Linked DNA regions of Homo sapiens: region 2 is linked to region 1. The links are chromatin contacts, found by Hi-C in ENCODE. All regions are on one chromosome and are shown on one strand. Each heading gives the region's core, a stretch centred on a gene start or an enhancer-like site at or near the end of the contact. The rest is flanking DNA. Distances are from core to core; before and after follow the strand shown. Region 1 holds the start of STAM (signal transducing adaptor molecule). Region 2 holds the start of OPTN (optineurin).

Region 1 (7,893 bases), core at 3,360-5,859:
TTTGTAAATGAGAACTGATTGTAGAGGCAAGAGTGGTAACAAAGAAACCTACCAGAAGGCTCTTGCCACTGACTATAAGAGATAACAATGACTGAAGTAAGGTAAGAATGGTGAGACAGAAAAAGGTGATGATGTGTCCGGAGTTTGTTCCCTCTGGTGGGTTTGTGGTCTCGCTGACGTCAAGAATGAAGCCACGGACCTTTGTGGTGAGTGTTACAGCTCTTAAAGGTAGCACGGACCCAAAGAGTGAGCAGCACCAAGATTTATTGTGCAGAGTGAAAGAACAAAGCTTCCACAGCATGGAAGGGGACCCGAGCCGGTTGCTGCTGCTGGCTAGGGTGCCCAGCTTTTATTCTCTTATTTGTCCCCGCCCATGTCCTGCTGATTGGTTCATTTTACAGAGTGCTAATTGGTCCATTTTACAAACCTCTAGCTAGCTACAGAGCACTGATTGGTGCATTTTACAAACCTCCAGCTAGCTACAGAGCACTGATTGGTGCGTTTTTACAGAGCACTGATCGGTGCATTTTACAATCCCCTTGTAAGACCGAAAAGTTCTCCAAGTCCCCACTTGACCCAGGAAGTCCAGCTAGTTTCACCTGTCAATGAAATTCTGGATATATTTTTAAAGTACAGCCAAAATATCTTGCTGATAGGATGAATGTGAAGTGTGAAGAAATAAGAAGAATCAGTGATACTCCTAGACATTGGAGCTCAGTGACAGGAAACAGTAATCATGTTGTCGTCTACTGAGAAGGGCAAGGATGAAGGAATGAGCAGGTTTGGGCAAAGAACTAAGAATTGAGTTTTTGAATGTTTGTTTTTAGACTCTAAGCAGAATCCAAATGGAGATGCTCAGTAAGGAGATGGATATCTAGGTCGAGAGCTCAGGCAAGAGGCTGAGAGTAAGAACATAAATCCAGGAGTCACCAGAATACGCTAGGTATTTAAAGCTAAGAAATTAGATGAGGTTCTTTTTAAAATCTTACTTAATAAAAAGTACAGAAATTTTTCTAAGTGCTTTACAAATATTAACTCAACCCTCTTAACAACTCTCTGAGGTAAGAACTATTATTACTCTTATATTCCATATTAAAGATAAGGAAACTGAGACACAGATTATCTAAGCAACTAGGCCAAAAATCACACTACCGGTAAGCAGCAAACCTGGGACTGAATCCAAGCAGTGTGGCCCCAGTCTGAATTCTTAACACTAAGCTAAATTGCTTCCTAATACTCTAAGGGAAAAAAAAAAGTGGAAGGAGAGAAGAGGCTCCGGAACTGAGCCGCAGGGCACTCAACTTTTAGAAGTTGCAAAAAGGGGAAGCAAAAAAATTTAAAAGGAGCTAAGTAGAAAATGAGAAAAAGTTTGGTGTCCTGAAATCCCATGAATAAAATACTGTATATCAAAGAGGAATGCTTAAGAGATCAAAAAAGAAATGGACTAGAAAGTGACCATTGGATTTGGCAAGGTGGAAGTCACTAGAGACTTTGAAATACAAACTTGATGAAATAAGTTATCTTTACGTTTCTTCTAAATTCAGCTCTTGAATTATAATGTCCAAAATGAGATTCATTTATTCCATAAATGTTTACTGAAAGTTCTTCAGCATGCCAAAAACTGGTCTACAGCTAGGGATACGGCAGTGAAAAAATCAAACAAAAATCCCTGTCCTCACAGAGCTCACATTCTAGTAACATCTTTCGGTGTTTCTTCCAAGGGAAAAGCTATCACCAGCATTGTGTCTCTTTATAAAAAATGTTATATTATATAAATCAGTCAGTGAATTTCTGATTCAGCCTCAGATTAAGACTGAAGACAATTAATTTTGAAGATGTGCAAATGTATACGAGTGTTAAGTGATAAATAACTGTATCAAATGAGTTACTTTAATGTTATGACATATTCATTGGTAGATATGGTGAAAGAAAAAATTGTTAAGTGTATTCTATACACTGTATTCTATATGTTATACTATTAAAAAATAATATGAGTCTACTGGACTCTGTGCAAGGCTTATGTACTGGGAATCTCTGAGGGGTCTTCTTAGATAAACCTTTTGTAATATTTCAATACAAGGATTGTGAGAAGAGAATTGGTCCAATACCAAAACCTGAGCAACTTTAAAAAGTAAGCTTTTCTGGAGCAAAACAATGTTGCTACACTGAAGAAGTATAATGTCTGGCAGGCTCAACTGACACATTCTCAACTCAACAAACATTATTAAACACCTCCTATGTAGCAACCTCTCATTAAGGAGTATAAAACTATCTTGAATGCTAAATAATTCGGTAAAGGCAAAAATGCTAAAATAAGTTAGAGGATTTTGTAAGAAGGTGGAAATTAGAGTGGACTAGTGCAGCGGTTCTCAACTGGGAGGTATTTTGTCCTTCCAGGGGGCATTTAGCAATGTCCTGAGACTTCTAAAATCATGAGTGGGGGCTGGGTGTCACCGGCATCTAGTGGATAAAGGCCAGGGATAAGGCTGAACACCCTACATTGCACAGGACAAACTCCTATGACAAAGATATTTACCTGGCCCAAACCGTCAATAACGTTGCTACTGAGAAACCCTTTGCTACAGTAATCAGGAAATGACTCAGGTGTAACAAGTTGGATTCTGAGTTGGCCTTAACACACAAGGATATGTTGAAAGATAAAAGAAAGCATAAGCGTAGGACAAAAGCATAAAGGCAAGAAGGTGCCTGTGTTTGAACTGGGTGGTACAGCTACTAGGAACGGGTTTGACATTAAGAAATTTACCTGAATCCAATGCAAATATGTGTTCACAAAGTCAGTAGAATATAAAGGTGATTGGGTAGTTGCTAGCTAAATTATACAGGACCAAGAAAACTAGACAAAGGTGCTGTAAACAGAAGAAGCAAGTATTAAGAAGCTGTTTTAAGTATTTCCCCTAGAGATTCATGTAGTGAGATGTAAAACTGCTTGAGAACAGCAACTAGGCCTTGCTCATCACTGTATCTCTTATGTCACTGAGCTGCTGTGTCCTGTAGTGTGTGCTAACTGCTTATTAAATTAAATGCAATTTTCCAATTCATTAAGTATAATCGGTGATCTCCAAGGTTCTGTCCACTGCTAAGATTCAGGACACTCATTTAAGGTGGAACAAAAAAGGTAGCATCTAGTAAGTGCCAACCACATAAAGGTACTGTAGCAGGCCCTCTAGACATATTATTTAACTGCAGAATGGAATGATGTGTTTTCCCCTCTTTAAAGACAAGAACACTGGAACTCAAAGAATTTAACTTGCCTATGATTTCACCGTGAGCTGAGAAGTGGCAGAGGTAAGGAGTGAACTTTTTTCTACTCTTATATAAACTTCCAAGTTTCAGTGACATGCTCTAAGGAAGAGTTTAAAAAGAAAAATTCAACATCCACCTTTCATAATTAAAATACACAAAGACAAGTAAATTCATAAGGTTGTCCTTATTCACAGTAATGATTACATTCTGCCATAAGGGATTTGGAAATGGTATTTGGCTTGCTTTCATTCCACACTTGTGTGCCAAGGTAGTTCCTACGTGCGTTCAAATTAAACCAAAATTCTCTCCCCGGAAACTCAAATTCCCATAATTATTATCTTCAAGTCAGAAAAAAATAAAATAAAATAAAATTAAAAACCAAAAGCAAACCTATTGAATTGACATCATCAGTACCTAATACCAGTGATTCAGAAAACAACAAAAATGTAGCATTTCAAACTCTTTCCAGATTCAACAACTTCTTCCACACTTCTTTACACCTTTTAAAGTGCAGAGACCTAGCCTAAGAGAGACATCCCAAAGGCTCAGGTCCTCAATTCGGTTTCAGTCGTTGCCAAGTATTTCATCTTCATCGCTCCTAACATGTTTGAGAGTCTACCCTTAACCAGAGCTCCCTCCTTCAGTTACCGTTACAAAAGATTTTAAAATCCTCTAAGGAACCTTACCTAAAACATTCTGCCAGTTCCAGACGCTCAACATTTATTTGTCTAGGCAAGCACTTTTGGTACAGGGTTTACAATCCTAATCTAGCCAACATACGCCTTAAGCCCTTCGCTGTTCTTCCAGAAGCACAGTCCCTGCACCAGATGCTACACCAGCTGCTCCTCCCAGGCCCTTTACACCAACCCATTCAGCAGTTCTTTGGCAACCTACAGTCCTAGCTCAAGGCCCATTTCACAGGATGAGTCCCATTTCTTTCAAAGAGGATGCGCCAAGCCCTCAACCTCCTCCCAGCTCTGAAGGAGGGAGCCTCAGGAAAGGGGAAGAGCGAGCTCTTCCTTGGCCCTGGCCCGAGGGTCCTGAATGCAGGCAGGGGCTGGCAGAGTGAGCGTGCAGTCCGGTGAGGAATGGGCAGGGAGAGGCAAAAACACTTACCAACATCCTGATCGAAGGGATTGGTGGCAAAAAGAGGCATCTCCGCTGCGTGCCGAGGTGTCCCCGGGGACTCCCTCTCGACAGCACGGGAGTCAGAGCTCGACGTAGGATGGAAGACTCCTCAGGCAAAAAGAGCAACAGAGACCGACTCTACAGGGTCCGCGACAGCTCCTCCTCTCACCCAACCCCACCAACCGCGGCAGCAGCTGCGGCGGCGGCAACAGCAAGGAGCCGAGGAAGCCCCCGCGCGGAGCTTGTCGGGAATCTGGGCGACCTTGGCGCTGCCTGTCTCAAAGCTGCCCCGAGCCTGCCCCATCGGTAAAGGCTGAACAGGGAGTCCCCTCTGCCTGACTCCTCTTTTAATTAGTCACACATAAGAGTGGAATTAGTTCTTGTGTTTTCTGCTTTTCCCTTGGCTAGGAGTCTCCGTAGGACGGGGTCCTTCAGGCGTGCTGAAGCCTACTAACAACCCCAGGAGTGACTGGGAGAGCCAGGAGAAAGAAAGCAGGTTGAGTTCGGGTCGAGCTGTGCGCCTTTTTTCCTCTCGCTCTCTCGGTTATCATAACCTTGTATTCCCTCTGGAAGGAAATGGAAATTCCTTTGGATCATCTTCTAGGTAAACAGTTTAATTAGCTGCGTGAGGTGACAAACTTGCTCGGATGAAGTCATGGGAGCTGAACGAATTGGCCTGAATCCCAAGAGGGGAGTGTTCAGGGCGCGCGTGTCCCTCGGAGAGGCTGAGGTAACGCTGGCTCCTTCCCGGGAGTCCCTGAACGCCCGGCTTTGGAATCTGCAGACAGCTCTTCTAGCAGGGCGTTGGCACCTACTGACTAACCGTGCAATCACTCAGCAGCTGTGATGGTTGGTGACATGTCTTTCACAGCCCAAGATAGCCTCCCTAGACTGAGCAAAAAAAAGAAAACAGAAAAAAACTGGAGCTAAAAGTTGATCAGTGAGTGATTCCTAGCAACCCAAAATGTTGGTTTATTTATTTTACTTATAAGTTTAGTTAACCAATAAAAATTATTCTCTGTGTGATGGAGAAGTTTTAAGGAGCATCTACTAGAGATGTTGCGTCCCACTTGGAACAAACTTAGTAAGCACATCTTGTACGTAAATGGAAATTATCCCGCAAATTACGGCATCTCCAAATGTAGCGTGGAAACTAATATTGACATGTCAACACAGGATTAATACATAGTAATCAAAGAGTGCTTAAAAATTCATTAAAAATGAAGTCCCACCTCTAAAAGTGAAATGTGCAAATTAAAGTAGCAGTTAGATAATGTTTTGTCATTTAGGTAAAAATTACAAAGAATCGGCCGGGCGCGGTGGCTCACGCCTGTAATCCCAGCACTCTGGGAGGCCGAGGCCGGCAGATCACCTGAGGTCAGGAGTTCAAGACCAGCCTGGCCATGGTGAAACCCCGTCTCTACTAAAAGTACAAAAAATTAGCCGGGCGTGGTGGTGCGCGCTTGTAATCCCAGCTATTCGGGAGGCTGAGGCTGGGAATCGTTTGAACCCGGGAGCGAAACTCCGTCTCAAAAAAAGAAAAAAATTGCAAAGAATCAGGGATGTGAGGAGTCAGACACTCACATACTGTTGGATGAAGTGTAAATACTGTATAATCTTCCTAAGGGAAATATTTGGAAGCATGTAAAAAAATTTTTAAAACCTTAGGACCCAGCAATTCCATTTCGGCAAATTAATCCTAAAGACATTCTTTTAAAACATGAACAAAGGTATACATGGCAACATTGTCTAAAGGATCAAAGCATTGCCAGCCATTAAATGTCCCACATTGAGTGATTGGACAAATTGCTTCACCTCTTGGTGTCTCAGTTTCCTCATGTGTAAGAAACAGGAATAATAGGGTTGTGAGGATCAAATGAATTAGTACAAGCAAAACGCTTATTACAGTGCCTGGCATAGAGTAAGCACTAAATAAGTGTAACTGATCACTGTAATTTACACTGGTCAGTTAAATCATAGTACATAAGATGTGAAAACTACACAGCCATTTAAGGTGCATAATACAGATTCATATTTACATAGACATCTGAATACACAAGTTTTCAGAAGGAAGTTACAAACCTTATAAAATTACAAATGCCCACAATTTTAAAAATCTGAAAGGAAATACATGAGAATATTATGACATGATTGTCTCTGAGTGGCAAGATTCTAGACAATGTTTTTGTTCTTTGTGCATTTTATTATTCAAAATATTTTAATGATGAGCGTGTATTCCTTTCAAAAGCAGAAAAAATGTTAAAATACAACAATGTCAAAAATGGTATGTTGGTACCACCAGTTTCTTAATGTTTTGAAGGGCCAATACCAAAAGCGTGCTTGTGTTTCATTATGACAAGTATAGAATTATTCGGAAATATCACGACTGATACGGAAGTCAGAACATTCCCTCTCAAAAATGTGCTTTGATTGCTGGGCTGACAGAATTAGGTGACAACTTGTTTACCTTAAGATCCTGAGCAGTGTCTTGGGCCATTATCATAAGTGCCTGAGCCAGATATTGGTGGCTCAGACTGGGTGTATCAGAGCCAGATATTGATGAAAATGCATTTGTACATGTTCTGTACTCCGGACTGAATTACTCTGTTGCCAGCAATAAGCCAGGGCACAAACTGTTCAAGCCTTGATTATCAATATGTGTGCACTGGGAGTAATACATACTAGTATTGAGAGCAGTATCCGTGCATTCTGACCTAGAATGACTTTAGCTGTGGGGGCAGGGGGGTCTCGATGATTAATGTGCTGTATAAATAATAAACATTTTTTAAATATAAAATTTTTAATATTTAACTTAAAAGACAAACATAAAAAGTGAAATGCTTTGTATTTTGTGGTTAACGTCCCTTATTATCCCTTTAAAATACTGAAATTCTATGAGTTTCACTTTTAGTATTACCACAGTTTTTAAAACGTTTTGAAGACTACATATCAATGGCATATTAAAATGTTTCTGTAATGTTGTATGTTTAATAAATTCTGTGGTTGTTTGTTAAATGTTATATCCCTTTATTCTCAGTTTGATTTTGAAAATTCATCTACATTAAAAACAAAAATACTGGCCAAGTGTGGTGGCTCATGCCTGTAATCCTAGCACTTTGGGAGGCTGAGGCAGGTGGATCATCTGAGGTCAGGAGTTTGAGACCAGCCTGGCCAACATGGCGAAACTCGGTCTCTACCAAAAATACAAAAACTTAGCTGGGCGTGGTGGTGGGCAGCTGTAATCCCAGCTACTCAGGAGGATGAGGCAGGAGAATCGCTTGAACCTGGGGTATGGAGGTTGCAGTGAGCCGAGATCGGGCCACTTCACTCCAGCCTGGGCGACAGAGAGAGACTCTGTCTCAAAAAACAAAAAAAACAAACAAAAAAACAAAACAAAAAACAAAAAACTGGTGTGCAAATAGAGTTACTACACGAAAAAGTCTATAATTTTCAAATTCAGGAAAAAGAATATCCTAGGAAGGTTTTTAACAGTTTAATAAT
Region 2 (7,893 bases), core at 110-2,609, 4.5 Mb after region 1:
TTTCATGGCCAGAATACTTATGCGCCTCTACCTAAGTAAGGGCGGGGGTTCGGCAGGACATAATACAGTGTCCAGTTGCCCTCGAGAATAAAGTTTGGTTTTCCGGGGGTGGGTGGGGGGGTGGGGGGGTGGAGGTTAGGTTAGTTATATTCCTAGCATAATATGCAACCTAAAGGTTAGTTTATAAAAAAAGAAGCTGTTACTTTTATTGTGTTGTACGTAATATATAAAGAACGCCTAAAATTGGCCCAGTGGAAAAACAGATGAATTATGCCAGGACTTAAATCAATGATCGTCCTCTGTCTACAGGTCACATTTAAACTTGCCTTGTCCACTCCAGGGCAATCCCTGGCCTTGGGGTCTGCCCTGGGACTTCTCCAGCCCCCGCCCCAAAACTGGGCCTGTCCTGGGAGGCAGCCTGGCACCACTAACTCTTCTCTCCCTGGGTCAAAAGAGCAAGGTGGGTTCTTCTGTTCACACAGCCTGCACCTTGCTAACCAGATCCAAAGGCTTCTGAGGTCCTCACATTGCCTTACTTTTCTATGCTTTCATTTTCCATTTCATCCTTACAAACAGTTCCTTGGTGTACATTTCCATACAACAGTTTTCCTGCTGGTGGAGGCCAGGTCGGAACCTGGGTTTCATTTTCTTTGAGCGATGTTTACTTCCTGTAGCTTATGCATTTCGATGGCAAAAACAATTCCTTTGGGGTTCTCGGCCTCATCAAATATTCTCTCTATATAGAGTGTACACACTCTCCTAGACACAGCAGTCTATGTGGATTCCCACCGACCCTGGGCACCTCATTCAGCTCGGGTAGTGGTCCCATGTCTCCCACAGGCGTGTCTGTAACCACCTCCTTATGGCGAGGAACTGGCTGCGGAATCCTTCCCAGCCTGCGGGAGGACGTCACCTCCAAGTCTCTGGGTGACTTGTAGAGGGGTTACCTGCGGCCAAGAGGCCGGCCCTGGACCCTTCTTGGGCCCACCCTGTGTTCACTACCCACCCTCTCCCACCAGGTCAGGACCCGCCGAGGCTTGGGGATCCTCCCAGGGCAGCCGTCTCGCGGGAGGGCCGCCCCACCCCTCGCCACCCTCACCCCGACAGGCTCCGGGCCGCGGGGCAGGGCGGCGGGTACCGTTTTCAGGCCGCGGAAGCGCCCGCCGGGAAGGAGCCGCCGCCCCCTCGCCCACCGCTGCAGCCCCCTGCCCTGGCTCACCTGCCGCCCGGCTTGGCTTCGCTCAGGGTCACTGTTTCCTCGGCATCGTGCCGCCTGGAGAGAACTCCCGACCGGGATGGGACGCTGACCAGGGAACCTGCCGGCGGGCGGCGGCGGTGGCGGAGGGGGCAGCCGGGACTGGGGTGCCTAGGGCTGATGCGCGGCCTGGCGACCCCGCCCAGCGCGGCTCAGCTGACAGCCAGCCGCTCCCTGCCCGCGCCGGGGAATTTCCCGGGCCCCGCCCATCCCATACCCCGCCCATCCCCCCCACCCTGCCCATTCCATACCCCACCCGACCAAGGCCCCGCCCCTCCTCTTTCCTGCGTCCGCCCCCAGCTACCCACCCTCGCTGTCCGTGCGGGGTCGAGGCTGGGACCCGGGTGAACAGGGACTGCTCTAAGGCGTCACTGTGACGGCGTTAATCAAAATAAATCATTAATCAAATGCAGTGTGCGGAGTTCGTCTTCCCCGTGTCTTCCCGCAGATCCCGTAGTGGAGGCTGGAGCCGCAGGGGGTCGCTGCCGCCCACAGAAAGAGGAGAATGCCAGGCATCCTCGGAGGGAGGCCTCCATCTGTGTTTTTTGAAAAAAGGTTAACATCTAGACATAGTTAACTGAGCATACATAGCTTTCCACTCGTTTTTGCTTTAAAATACACTCAAAAAGCAGAAAGCCTGCAGGATGCTTCTTGGGCTCTTGTTGCGGACGAATAGGCTCGGCTATTCTTGTTGCTGAAGAATAGCCTCTGCTGGTGTGGAGGAGGGAAGCTGCCCCCGGATTAGACAGCAGGATGACAAGGTAGGAGCGAGAGCCGCCCTATGTGCATCCAGAGTACCCGGGTAGCGCTGCAGGGATGGGAGGGAGGGAAGGAGGGAGGGGGAGAGAGAGAGAGAGGGAGGGACGGAGAGAGGGAGAGAGGGAGGGAGAGAGGGAGGGAGGGAGAGAGGGAGAGAAAAAAAACAAAACAACAACAACAAAACCTAATCTGAAACAGGAAAAAGGCAGATGCGCCCTCTCCTGGTATCTCCGAAGGATTCTGCTTCGCTGTCTGGACCTCCTGCTGCCTGGCCAAGCCTGACTCTCAACCCTGCCCCTGAGGCTAACCCCAAGAGCAGGGCAGAGAAGCAAGCAAGTCAGCGACTGCCCCAGACCCAATTCCGGGCCCTCGAGTTGGTGTGGTGTAGGAGGGGCAGATGAGGCTAGAGGCTGCTTTATAAGGAGTGAGCCTGGGGGTGGGAGTGGGGAGAAATAGAGAATTTAAAAAAATTCTTTTTATATCAGTGCAGGAGGGCCAGGCGCGGTGGCTCACGCCTGTAATCCCAGCACTTTGGGAGGCCAAGGCAGGCAGATCGCAAGGTCCGGAGTTCGAGACCAGCCTGGCCAATATGGTGAAAGCCTGTCTCTACTAAAAATACAAAAATTAGCCGGGCATGATGGTACTCTCCTGTAGTCCCAGCTACTCGGGAGGCTAAGGCAGAAGAATCGCTTGAACCCGGGAGGCAGAGCTTGCAGCGAGCCGAGATCATGCCACTGCACTCCAGCCTGGGTGACAGAGTGAGACTCCGTCTCAAAAAAAAAAAAAAAAAAAAAAAATCAGTGCAGGAAATAACTGATCATTCATGAAAAGGGCTTGGAAAAATATATACAGAGAGAAATGGAATGACGATCTCTAATTTTTGTTTATCTACTGGGATAATCCAGGCAGAAAAGACGGTGTCACAGCTGTACCCTGGGATCGGCAGAAAAGGGTCCCCCCGGGGCCTGTAAGGGGTGCCTGCGGTAAGTCGTACTTCACTAGGCTCCTTTTACTGTTTAAAACCCTATAGGTGGGGCACGGTGGCTCACACCTGTAATCCCAGCACTTTGGGAGGTCAAGGCAGGAGGATCGCTTGAGCCCAGGAGGGAGAGGCTGCAATGAGCTGTGATTGCAGCACTGCACTCCAGCTTGGGTGAGAGGGAGACTTTGTCTCAAGCAAAAACAAAAACGAGAACAAAACAACACTATGAAAGTGAATTAAAATGAGCATCAGTGAAACTCAGAGCCAAGAGAAGAAGGTCACCCACAAGCTGCCCATGGCTTTGGTGTGGGAGGCTCGAGGTGAGTTTCTGGTACAGAAAGCAGTCAAAGTTGTTTTCTCCTGATTCCTTGCTCTCAGTGGTGGGGTCGGGGTGGGGGGTGCCCTGAAGCACTGCACACACACATGCACACACACTCCCCCGACAACCACTTCTTAGCTGTAGGACCTTGACCAAGTTACTTCATCTTACCCTTCCTCATTCCCTTTATCTGTAAAATGGGGAGTATAGTACACTCCCAAATCCAGAAAGTTCTAAGGACCAAACCTCTTTTCTGACCAGACCCAACTGATGGAAAGCTATTTACAGTCTTTATTTAGATCCCTTGATGTGATTTTTAAATTTGTTTTGTGAAGGAAAATCGAATAGTTGATAGGAGAACTGCGTCAGACAGTGTCAGGGTGTTATGTGATATAAATCCCATTTATTGAATAGCCTTTTGAAAATCCCCAGAATTCTGGACTCTAAAGCAGAGCTTGCCCCAAAGGTTTTATTTTATTTTTTGAGGTGGAGTCTCACTCTGTTGCCCAGGCTGGAGTGCAGTGGCATAATCTCAGCTCACTGCAATCTCCACCTCCTGGGTTTGAGTGATTCTCCTGCCTCAGCCTCCCAAGTGGCTGGGATTACAGGCGTGTGCCACCACACCAAGCTAATTTTTGCATTTTTCGTATTGATGAGGTTTCGCCATGTTGACCAGCCTGGTATTGAACTCCTGACCTCGGGTGATCCACCTGCCTCGGCCTTCCAAAGTGCTGGGATTACATGTGTGAGCCACGGTGCCCAGCCACCCAAAAATTTTAGATAAGGCCTCTGGACCCACAGCCCTCACCTAAGGATGCTGAGAAGATTAAAGAGGAAATACGTCTTCAACACCTAGAAGAACGCCTGGCTCATGGTGTTTGTTGCTGTTGCTTGTGTTAGAGCCGGTTCTGTTTCTTAGCCTGGATCATCCCGTTTGGTGACTCCATCTTCCTGCACACTTCCATGGGTAGATGGAATCTAAATGCAGCGAAAAAACTGAAATAATAGCATGCTCTTAGCTGATTTGTTGATGTGGTTTTGTGGTGGGTAAATGTAGAGCAGTGTGGGAAGGTTTTTAGTGAGATCCTAATCTGGGTTTGATGTTCCTTGTGTTCCCTTTCCACCCCAATCTCCTCTGTTTGGAGTTAGCAACGAGTCCCTTTGGGCTTCCTACCTTCAGGAGCGTTGGCTGGACTCCTGGCAACAGCTCTTAGAAGTACAGCCTTTCTTCTTGTCTTTTGAGAAAGCCTGATCTCAATACATCCATGATCTACCCCAGATGTCCTGGAGGAAGAGCCAGAGCTGGGTGGGGTGGAGGCTTTCACAACAGTTGGAGGGAGGAGTGACTCCCCCGCCCCCAGATTGGGAGGAGGAGTGGGATGGTGGTCTTATGAGCATCAAGGACTCAAGCCTCAGTCCCTGCAGCACCCAGACAGACAGCAAGCTCTTGGGATGCACCTACTGGACTTTGGGAACCTCCCGCAGATTCTGCTGCCCAGGCTTGTCATTGGAAACAGCAGAGACTGTTCCCTAGAAGAACCATTTGATAATGAGGGTATCAGTGGCAATGTTGCTGGGCTGAAAAATAAATGGCCCTTACTTCAATGGGTACCAAAAGCCCTCCTGGAGTTTTGCATGGCCGTAGGGAAGGAGACCTCCCCTCTCCAGACCCCAGTGGTGCCCGAAAATAGGTTTCCGTACACCCCTGCAGAACTGGGTTTAAAGAAAGTAAAGAGGCCCAGGGCGGTGGCTCACGCCTGTAATCCCAGCACTTTGGGAGGATCGTTTGAGGTCAGGAGTTCAAGACCAGCCTGGCTAACATGGTGAAACCCTATCTCTACTAAAAATATAAAAATTAGCCAGGCAGTAGTGGTGCGTGCCTGTAATCTCAGCTACTTGAGAGGCTGAGGCAGGAGAATTGCTTGAGCCTGGGAGTCAAAGGTTGCGCTGAGCCAAGATGGTGCCACTGCACTCCAGCCTGGGCCATGGAGTGAGACTCTGTCCAAAAAGAAAGAGAGAGAGAGAGAGAAGGAAGAAAGGTAAGAAGGAGGGAAGGAAGGAAGTAGAGAGAGAAAGGAAGGAGGGAAGGAAGGAAGGAAGGAAAAGAAAAGAAAAGATATGTAATATTTTTATGTGCATCTGAGGTGGTAGACTAATATTCGTACTTGCTACCCCAGATGCCAAAGACTACATATGCTATGACTCCATATACATTAAATGTCCAGAAAAGGAAAGTAGAAAAAGACAGAAATCAGACCAGTAGTTGCCTGAAATTGGGGGTGGCTTTGAACTGCAAAGGAACTCGAGGGGATTTTTGGGGGATGATGGAAATATACTAAATTTGAATTGTAATGATGGTTTTACAACTTTTTAAGTGTAATTGAAAGCCATGAATCATACATTTACAAATGGGGTGAATTTTATGGCATGTGGATTATACCTCAATAGAGCTGTACAAACACCACCAAAAAGAACACGACCTAATAATTATGTCCAATAAAGCAGGGGTCCCCAAACCCCGGGTGGTGAACCAGTACTGGCCTGTGGCCTCTCAGGAACTAGACCGAACAGCAGGAGGTGAGCAACGGGTGGGTGAGCATTATGGCCTAAGCTCCGCCTCTTGTCAGATCAGCAGCTGCATTAGATTTTCATAGGAGCGTGAACCCTATTGTCAACAGAACATGCAAGGGATCTAGGTTGCGTGCTTCTTATGAGACTCTAATGCCTGATGATCTGAGGTGGACCCATTTCATCCCAAAACCACCCCCCCACCCACCACCATCCATGGAAAAATTGTCTTCCATGAAACCAGTTCCTGGTGTCAAAAATGTTGGGGACTGCTGCAGCAAAGGGTGTGCCCCTGCTCCTGTGAGGCCACTGGTGTGGTCGCTGCATGAATCATCTGCCCTATGGTTGACCTTGGTCTGGACTTTGTCTCAGCTTTAGTTTGATTCAGTTCATCACTGGTTCCAAATATTCCGAGGATGAGTTCCTTGGAAAGTTAAACAGAGAGTTATGATATGACCCAGCAATTCCACTTCTAGGTGTACACTCCAAAGAAACTGAAAACAGAGACTCAAACAGGTGCGTGTCTATGCCTCTAATAGGTTGCTTTCCTTTCCCTGAAATCCAGCATGAAAGCAACTCCCTGTATGAGAAGCAAGGTGTATGGTTGAAGCCTCCATCAGAATGAGGCTCTGGGATTAGGGTCCAACCTACAGCCTCAGCCAAGTACCCAGAGTCCCAGGGACCATGGCTCTGCTTTGAGACAAGCCTGTTCACGGTGTGTGTGCTGTGCTAAGCTCCTCCTTCCTCTCCTTCCTCCCATGTTTTTTGTTTGTTTGACAGAGCATCTTGCTCTGTCACCCAGGCTGGAGTGCAGTGGCATAGTCGTGGCTCACTGCAGCCTCGAACTCCTGGGCTCAAGCAATTCTCCCACCTCAGCCTGCCAAGTAGCTGGGACTATAGGCATGCACCACCATGCCTGGCTAATTTTTGTATTTTTTGTAGACATAGGGTTTCACCATGTTGCCCAGGCTGGTCTTAAACTCATGACCTCAAGTGATCCTTCCACCTCGGCCTCCCAAAGTGCTGGAATTACAGACATAACTCTCTGTGCCGGGCCTGCCTCATGTTTAAAAATCTTGAAATAGGCCGGGCACAGTGGCTTACACCTGTAATCCCAGCACTTTGGGTGGCTGAGGTGGGCGGGTCATGAGGTCAAGAGATCAAGACCATCCTGGTCAACATGGTGAAACCCCATCTCTACTAAAAAAACAAAAATTAGCTGGGCATGGTGGCACACGCCTATAGTCCCAGCTACTAGAGGCTGAGGTAGGAGAATCTCTTGAACCTGGGAGGTGGAGGTTGCAGTGAGCCGAGATCGTGCCATTGCACTCCAGCCTGGGTGAGTATCATCATCATCATCATCATCATCATCATCATCATCATCATCATCATCATCTTGAAAAGTAAACTCACTGGGAAAGAGCCAGGTATTTACCCCTTAGGTTATGGTTGGCCCTCTGTAAATAATAGATAAGAATGCTGCTTATTAATTACTTCCTATGCCTGTCCCATTAGAACCTGTCTAATCCCTGCCGCCTTTTGTACCAAATCAAAGCACAGCACCGATGAAATGTTAAGTCTTTGCTTCCTTGTTTTGCTACAAAACTGTCATGAGTTCCTTTAGCAAAATTTTCTGTTTAAGTATTAATTAGCCAGAGCTGGTGATTTGGGAAAATAATCACTGTAATGCACCACAGTTCCTCGTCATTGTCTGAAAAATACTATCATTATCTTCTTTGCATGCCTGAGGAGTGAAAAATGGCCTGGCTGTCTAATTTTAGACATAGTTTTAGCTTCTTTGGATTAAATAATTGATCAGTAGTAGGAAAGTACAAGTGATTTGTCTTTTTTCCATCTCACTTATTTTTTTTCCAAACTAAGGTGTCTCACTTCTCTGAAAAAGTGCATGGTGGAGTGAGGGAGGACACAGAGACCTGGGTATCAGGCTACCTCGGCCCTACCTGAGAACTCACCCCTAGGCCTTGACCTCTTCATCAGTGAGGGAAGTCA

The links. A loop is a pair of places that touch in the nucleus more often than their neighbours do. Pooled maps may share reads with other maps.
Region 2: a loop to region 1 is called in a map of naive thymus-derived CD4-positive, alpha-beta T cell, with 10 times the contacts of the local background. The contact joins the promoter of OPTN here to the promoter of STAM in region 1. A Hi-C loop is called at or near these places in 2 of 168 maps with a recorded cell type or tissue (naive thymus-derived CD4-positive, alpha-beta T cell and psoas muscle) and 5 of 50 pooled maps.

The regions. Positions count from the first base shown.
Region 1 is chr10:17,640,867-17,648,759 of GRCh38, reverse strand. It overlaps STAM (signal transducing adaptor molecule), which reads right to left and starts at 4,609. Exons shown (of 14, transcript NM_003473.4): 1 at 4,381-4,609. The coding sequence starts at 4,420. It overlaps STAM-DT (STAM divergent transcript), which reads left to right and starts at 4,842. Exons shown (of 1, transcript NR_110370.1): 1 at 4,842-7,476. RefSeq lists enhancers at 4,595-4,714, 4,865-4,934, 4,357-5,006, 5,007-5,655.
Region 2 is chr10:13,093,629-13,101,521 of GRCh38, reverse strand. It overlaps OPTN (optineurin), which reads right to left and starts at 1,359. Exons shown (of 15, transcript NM_001008212.2): 1 at 1,220-1,359. It also overlaps a transcript of CCDC3 not described here. RefSeq lists an enhancer at 574-703 and silencers at 984-1,553, 2,024-2,083.